Regions from separate parts of the Homo sapiens genome. Here regions 1 and 3 are each linked to region 2. Evidence: chromatin loops called from intact Hi-C (ENCODE). Cell type or tissue: ascending aorta. All regions are shown on one strand.

Region 1 (2,500 bases), 280 kb before region 2:
TTCTTAGATACGACACCAAAAGTACAAGCAATAAAGGAAACAATAAACTGGACTCCACCAGAATAAAAACTTTTATGCTTCCAAGCATACCAACAAGAACATGGAGAAACAACCTACAGAACAGAAAAGATTTGCAAATCATATATCTGTTAAGGGGCTTGTATACAGTATACATAAAGAACATTCACAACTCAATTTTTGTCTGTTTTGCTCAGTTAGAAATGGGCAAAACAGATATATCTCTAAAGACTATATAAATGGCCAACAATTATATGAACATCTGTTCAACATCATTAGGGAATTGCAAATCAAAATCACAATTACAATAAGATACCAGTTCACACTCACTAGATTGGCTATAATCAAAAAGATCAATAACAAATATTGATGAAGATGTGGAAAAATTAGAACCCTATTCATTGCTGGTGGGATTACAAAATGGTACAGCTTGTTGGTTTTGTAGTTTTTCAAAAAGTTAAACATAAAGTTGTCATATGATCCAGTAATTCCATCTGTAGGTATGCCCAAGAGAAATAACATGTACCCACACAAATACTTGTACACACATGTTCATAACAGCATTATTTGTAACAGCCAAAGTGGAAACAATACAAGTATTCATCAATTGATGAGTAGATAACAAAATATGACATATACATACAATGAAGTATTTTCAGTGATAAAAAGGAAAGAAGTACTGAGACACACTACACTGTGGACAAATCTTGAAAATTTTTATGCTAAATGAAAAAAAAACAGATACAAAAGTCTACATATTATATAATTCCATTCATATGAATGTCTCAAATAGGCAAATCCATAGAGACAGAAAGTAGATTAGTGGTTGCCAGGGGCTTGGGGGTGGAGGGAATGGGCAAGGGAGTGACTACTCATGAGTACTAGGCTTGTTGGGAGGCAATGAAAATATTCTGAATTAGCTAGTGGTCATGGCTGTACAACTCTGAATATACTAAAAAACCACTGAATTGTACAATTTAAAGAGTGGCTTTTATGGTATGTGAATTATATCTAGAAAAATAAAATCGCCAAGTTCTATTTTTCCTCAACATTGATTCTAGAGTTCCAAACCCAGAATCCTGATGAGAGGTTATGGAATGGAGTCCAAGAATACAATACCTCTTACAGGTACCAGCAGTTTTGGGAATCCCTGCCCTTGGGTGGGTCTGAGGAATAGACAAGATGAGGTCCCGCTCACAGACATGGCCCCCACTCCACCTCTGCTGCAGGTGACAGAGCACGAGAGGTAGGGCTGGACCAGGGCCGAGATTCGGCTCTTTTCTCTGGTACCATAGCCCCTACGCTGCTCATCACGTTTACATTTGAAGACTAGTTTATCCCCGGGGGAAACTCAAAACAATTTTAAATGTTAGGTATGTCAAGTTTTTCAGGACAGTCAACATATATCTTCCTATCTACACATGCAAGCATTTTTAATACGCATGAAGCACATGTGGGCGTACATAAGCTGCAAGTCTAGGGAAGCAAAGCAAGCACCGAGGGCTTGGAGTTTTGAGGTTACCGAGCCATTCTGAGCCTGGACTAATGAGATCACACCACAACTGAACTCAGAAGTACCAGGGCCATGGATAGTCTAGGATAAACACTCTCTCTGAGTCCTCTCAGAAGAGTGGTTTAGCAATCTCGACTCATACCATGCCTTCCCACAAAGACCAGAGGAAAAGAAAGGAGCTTTTCAGTGTTATTTGCAAGCCAATACTGGTGTTAGGCAAGCATATAACAGAGCCACCGTAGGTATTAAGAACAAATACTCCAATCACATCTTCCAATAATTAGAGTTTCCTTCCACCAAGATGAATGTGAGCTGTCATTTCCTAGCTCTTATGGCGTGTGACACATTTCTTGTACTTACATTTTTAAATAACTCAAATTACAGTCACTCTTACACAAGTTCTAGGCGTCATAAAAAGCATGTTTCAGGAAAGTGTTAATAGACAACTCAAAAGAAATGTTACTCAATGCAGCCGAGGCTATTAGGAGCTCGAACTTCTCTCTCTTGCCAAACAGTTCTTCACTTTCTGTAAACTGCACAAAGGTTTCATTCAACACAGTTTGAAGGCTGAAAGTGAAAGTGACTCAGACTATTTTTGGAAAGGTCAAGAAAGTGCACCTGCCAATTTTCAAATTTCTCTGAAACCTTTTCCTGCAAACATCACCACTAAAGCTACGTAGTCCCTGAGCTGCAACTTGATGATGTGGTGATTTTACTATTTCTCTTGGGAGGTTCAGGTACACACTGTGCCGTGGGTTCATGGGAGACTTTGTTCAGACAGCATTTTACACGACAGTCTGTTTAAATGCTTTAGGGGACCAAAACATCTAAAGGTACCTTGGCAGCAAGATGGGGGAATGAACTGAAGCCTAGGAAGGAAGCCTGGCCTGCCCTTGGCCTGACCACAGCCACCGCAGGGCTAGAGTCCTCCAGTATCTCCTGAGGTGGGGAGCAGGTGGGCCGCTCCAT
Region 2 (2,500 bases):
TGCAACACTTTTTGGCCTGGCAAAAAACTACAAGAAGTGTGAAAGGCAATCTTCACAGAAATGTACACAGCATGAATCCAGTTTTATAAAACAGGAAATGGTTTTATAAAATATTATCAAAAACAGTGTTTGCCTCTGGTTATATGAATGTGGTGAAAGTTATGGCAAAGAGTACATCTGGCCTTTATCTTTGGGAGGCAGTAGTTTAATATAAAGAAGCCAGGGCTGGGTGATGATGATGATGATGATGATGATGATGATGGTGATTTTACTAGGAGTATAGATTACTGTCTAACCAAAAAAAATTTTTTTTTGGGACAGAGTTTTGCTCTTGTCGCCCAGGCTGGAGTGCAGTAGTGCGATCTTGGCTCACTATAATCTCTGCCTCCCGGGTTCAAGTGATTCTCTTGCCTCAGCCTCCCTAGTAGCTGGGATTACAGGCGCCCCCACCAACACGCCCGACTAATTTTTGTATTTTTAGTGCAGACGAGATTTTGCCATGTTGTTCAGGCTAGTCTTGAACTCTGTGACCTCAGGTGATCTGCCCATCTCAGCCTCCAAAGTGCTGGGATTACAGGTGTGAGCCACCATGCCCAGCCTCCTAACTGAACGTTTTAAAAAGAGACAAATAAGTTGGACTCTAGAGTATGGTGAAGAACTTCTGCACATGTATATAGGTAATGGGGCAGAAAGGACTGCGTCATCACCCGAAAGGCGCACATGTCAGCAGCAGAGTATGGGTCTATGCAGATAAGACCATCGACTGCCTATCCACATAAGGTTATGAAGCATGGGCTTCCACAACATCCCTGGCTAGAAGACTTGTTGCCCAACTTCCAGTTCCTGGTCTCTTCCCTTATCATCTCCCTCAACAGTCTGCTCAACAGTCTGCACCTGTTGAGTTCTCTCCCTGGTGGTGGGTTCCAAAGGCCATATAAGTCACCTTCAGAGCCCTTTCCATTGGCTGTGGGTGGAGAAGCTAGGAAGCTGCAGTCTTCCCTTCTCACCCCCTCCTTCTGTCCCTCCCGTCCTATGTTTCCTGGCCAGCCTGTGACAGCTTTGCTGGGATATGCTGTAATGTCCAGAGTTGGATCCAGCACCAGCAGGATGAAAATAGAATCTGGGAAACTAGCATAGTACTCACCCTGCTCAAAATCAGAAAGCCTGGAGAGGACAAGAGGACCGGGAAATACCCACATTTCTTCTGTCCCCAGCAGGAGTCTGGAGTTGCAGGAACCAGGAAAAGTCAGGGTACCAGGAACACACAGTCAGTTGAAATGAGGACACGAGGAACTGGCTTCTCTCTCTTTCCTGCCCCTCCTTGGAGCCCTGGTGCTGGCTGCTGCATTACTCAGCCATCTGCATGAGGGTTGCCTGGGTGGCGATCTCTGGAATCACAACATTCTGGGGTGACGTTCCCAACTAAAAATAATTCCTAAGCCTGGGCATTTGGCACTCTAGTGCAGATCCAAAGAGGCAACTCCTTCAGTCTCTGACCTTGAAATGAGATTCCCCCCAACCCACCCCCCACCCCCCCGCAAGAGCAAGAATGAGCAGCTCTTCGGCTCCTTCAGCCAGGGAGCAAACAAGAAGTGGCCTCTGAAAGATCCTAAAACCATCCTAACATAAAAATGCCCCCATTCTCTTTATGTGAACTGCGTGGCTAAAACTATCCTAACATAAAAATGCCCCCATTCTCTTTATGTGAGCTGCGTGGCCGGTCAGCCACTTTTCCTGGACTGTGTGGAGCAGGAAGCAGCTGCCCTTCTCACCAACCTCCCGCTTCTCACCTCATTCAATGCTTACAAGGAGGGACTCACTGGATTTGAATGAATGACAGGAGGGACTTTCATTCCAGTTGCCTTGCTGTTCAGTCTGGCACGTCACATGCCAGGTGGTACAGCAGAGTGACTTGGCAGGCTCTGGAAACACACTGCAGGAGGTTCGTGAGTTCATGTCCCGCTACAGACGTTGGGATTCAGGACACTTCTCTAGGCCTCAGTTTTCCCAACTGAAAATGAGGATAATGACCACTCATGAATGAGTTACCGCAGATGAAGCACTCAGCACTGAGATTTTCCAGAGGTATCAAGGGCCCTTCTTTTTTATTCCCTAGTGAAACACGTTGCCTGCTCCCTTATAAGAAAGTATCATTGAAAAGGGTTTTAAGATGCCTGACTTGAATCACATTCGTGAGATTCTACATGTGCACGGGGCTATCCTCTGCTGCTGGCATCACGATAGGTTGTTCACATTTATTATTTCTACTTTTCATAACAACCCAGCTGGCCAAAAGTACCACTATTTTTATGAGTGGTAAGCTGGAACTTAGCCCTGTTTAGGGCCCCCTGTTTTCCTCTACCCTGCTGCCTCCCGTGTTCCCCACCATGCTGAGGGTGTATGGGCATCCTGGATGTGCGTGATATGTAAGGCACGTGGTGCTGGTGAGACGTAGGCATTCCCGGGCGATGGTCTACAGCGCCTGCTTCACTCCCAAGTG
Region 3 (2,500 bases), 520 kb before region 2:
TGTGGATCCATTAAATCTCTTTTTCTTTATACATTACCCAGTCTTGAATATGTCTTTATTAGCAGTTTGAAAACAAACCAGTATACTGGGCTTGCCCCTTCCCAATAGTGCCTCTGTAGGGAAAGCTGGGGTATCTGTGTCTTTTTAAGGTTCTTTCAAAGAGGCCACTGAGGGTGTTTCTCCAATTCCATTTAGGAAACCATCGCACTCATTTCAGTTGATCACAGCTATTCAGGTTTTCATATACCTATAAATATTAACACATCTCTTTTACCTATTTTCATGAATCACCAGAATGAGCACAGAAGAGGAGGAACCACATAAGTATGGTAACCGAGAGGGAACTGAATTTCTTTGAAGAAAGACACCAATTTTCCAATTCTAGCTGGTCCAAGCAGCCAAATAGCAAATAAAGGAAATAGCAAAAAAAAAAAAAAAAAAAAAAAAAAAATCTATAACTAGGAGCAGTTGCAGACAAAAGTTTGATGTCTTATCATTTCTCTCAGCTACATTCACACTCAGAGACAACTGCTTTGTCCAACGTAGTCATTGCAGAAAAAAAAAAAAAAGCAATAAAGGTTTTCCATATTGGCTACAATGGCTACAATCTGTAGACTCTGGTTAGCAAATTCATGACCAGAGTTCCATCTCATTTTTTTTGTCATTTAGAAATTGGTATTTTGTTAAACGAAATCTCCGTATTTTACTTAAACCTTGCTTGTCTAATTTTCACAAGTATCTAAAAATGCATATTGCTGTTCTTGGCAGAGCCCAATTCCATCTTTATTTATCTTAAGAGTAACAATTCTCCAGACACAAAATGTTTTGTTCTTTAAAAAACAACCCAGATAACACTGACTGGGTGCTTAGGAGTGGGGCGGGTTTTCTACTGAGGGCTTCAAAATCATGACTCATAATAATCCTAGGATAGGCAAAAGTGTAATTACCACATTACAGATAAGGAAACTGAGGCTCAGGAAGGGGAAGTGGTGTGCTTAAGGCTCTCATGGCAGAACTGCAGGCTTTAGAGAGCCGCTGCCCAAGGGTGGCAACACACCGCCGCTGTCAGCTTACCGCCTAGCTCCCAGACTGAGGCCGTCACCAGGAGCCACCTCCTTCACACGCCACTGCCCCTGGTGGTGTGTAAACAGTCGGCCACTTTCACACCCTCATGCACACACTCAGCAAAGATTGCTCTTCAAACTTAGGCTCTCCCTTCCTGTTTTGTGCGCCTGCTTCTAATTACACAGTTGTCTCCCTAGTGAGCTAGCTCTGCAGGAAGAGATGAAAAGATTGGTGTTCGGACCCTCCAGAAAAGACTAGACGTAAGATGCAGCTGGAAGTATTGGGCGGACAGGAGCCTGGCACAAGCCATCATCTCCCAGGGGACGGAACGACCCCTTCATCTCCCTTTCCCAGACACATCCGGTCTCCCGTCCCCACGGCCTCCGCCCCCCAACCCGCCTTCTGTAGGCTGCGTGGAGGGTGAGTCAGTCGGGGGAAGGGAAGAAGAGACAGGTTTAGAAAACGCTGGCGGAGGCTGGATTGACAGGGAGAGGTCCCGAGCCTGACCTTCTTGAGCTGGGTGTGACCTTGGTCTAAGGGAGAGCAACAAAATCCAGCCCGCCCCCTTTCTGCTCACACTCCCCCAAGGGGTCCTCCTGGCAGGGCCATGGTGCCTGGGAGAAAAGAACCCCACCGGTTGCATCCTCAGCACCAGCAGGCCTGGGGCTTTCCTAGAACGCTACTTTCCTTTTCACCCCAGCCTGTTCTTGATGCTGCGGTGCTCAGGACGGGACCTACGGACTGCCTGGGAGACCCACGGACTGTGCTGGCCCCTTTCCCCGCATGCAAGACCCTAAGTAGAGATGCAGGTGGGGAAGTGATGCCTCCGTTCTTGTGAAAATGTTTTCACACGCTGAAAAGTTGGAAGACAACAAACACTGCGACATGTCACCTGGATCCAGCGCTTCGTAGCATGTTGTGATTTCTCTGCCTCCGCCCGCTTTCTCTCGTGGAACCGGTTGGAAGCTAGTTACAGACGTCAAAACAACTCACCCTTGCATTCCTCAGCAGGCGCCTCCTAAGAATAAAGATGTAACTACTGTATGAGGGCTCTCCAGAGAAACAGACCGATAGGATGCATGTGTATGTCTGTATTTAGAGAGAGAGAGATTTCCTTTTAAGGAATGAGTTCCTGTGATTGTGGAGCCTGGAAGGAGGGCCTGCCAGGGGGCCTAGTTGGTTCCAGCAGGCTGGAAATGTAAGCGTGTTGATTTTGCCTTCTTAAACTTGATCTCTGCAGGGAAAGCTGGCAGACTGAAAACTCAGGCAGGGTTCCTGTGTTACATCCTTAAGGTGGAATTCCTTCTCCTTTGGGAAACCTCAGTCTTTGCTTGGAAGGCCTTCAACTGATTGGATAAGGCCCACCCTCATTAGGGAAGGTCAACTTCTTTACTCACAGTCTCTGCTTTAAATGTTAATCACATCTAGAAAACAC

The links. A loop is a pair of places that touch in the nucleus more often than their neighbours do. Peaks named below come from ENCODE experiments on the same cell type or tissue, not always from the same donor. Only the 100,000 strongest peaks of a DNase experiment are listed, where the experiment ranks them.
Region 1: a loop joins it to region 2, with 3 times the contacts of the local background. A loop is called at or near these places in 3 of 110 quality-filtered maps.
Region 3: it touches region 2 in a loop (7-fold over the local background); 2 of 110 quality-filtered maps call a loop at or near these places.

The regions. Positions count from the first base shown.
Region 1 is chr9:91,206,127-91,208,626 of GRCh38, forward strand. No RefSeq gene overlaps it. Among named protein-coding and RNA genes, the nearest start is that of LINC02937, 44 kb to the left of the region's middle. RefSeq lists an enhancer at 2,291-2,350. In ascending aorta, no CTCF peak of the experiment used is centred here; no DNase peak of the experiment used is centred here; H3K4me3 peaks cover 1,015 bases; H3K27ac peaks cover 1,715 bases.
Region 2 is chr9:91,482,203-91,484,702 of GRCh38, forward strand. It overlaps a transcript of NFIL3 not described here. Among named protein-coding and RNA genes, the nearest start is that of NFIL3, 60 kb to the left of the region's middle. In ascending aorta, no CTCF peak of the experiment used is centred here; DNase peaks (open chromatin) are centred at 1,349 and 1,859; H3K4me3 peaks cover 766 bases; H3K27ac peaks cover 2,152 bases.
Region 3 is chr9:90,963,307-90,965,806 of GRCh38, forward strand. It overlaps LOC105379829 (a long non-coding RNA gene), which reads right to left and starts at 2,091. Exons shown (of 4, transcript XR_001746828.2): 1 at 1,958-2,091. In ascending aorta, a CTCF peak has its summit at 1,145; DNase peaks (open chromatin) are centred at 1,115, 1,475, 2,004 and 2,221; H3K4me3 peaks cover 1,895 bases; H3K27ac peaks cover 2,427 bases.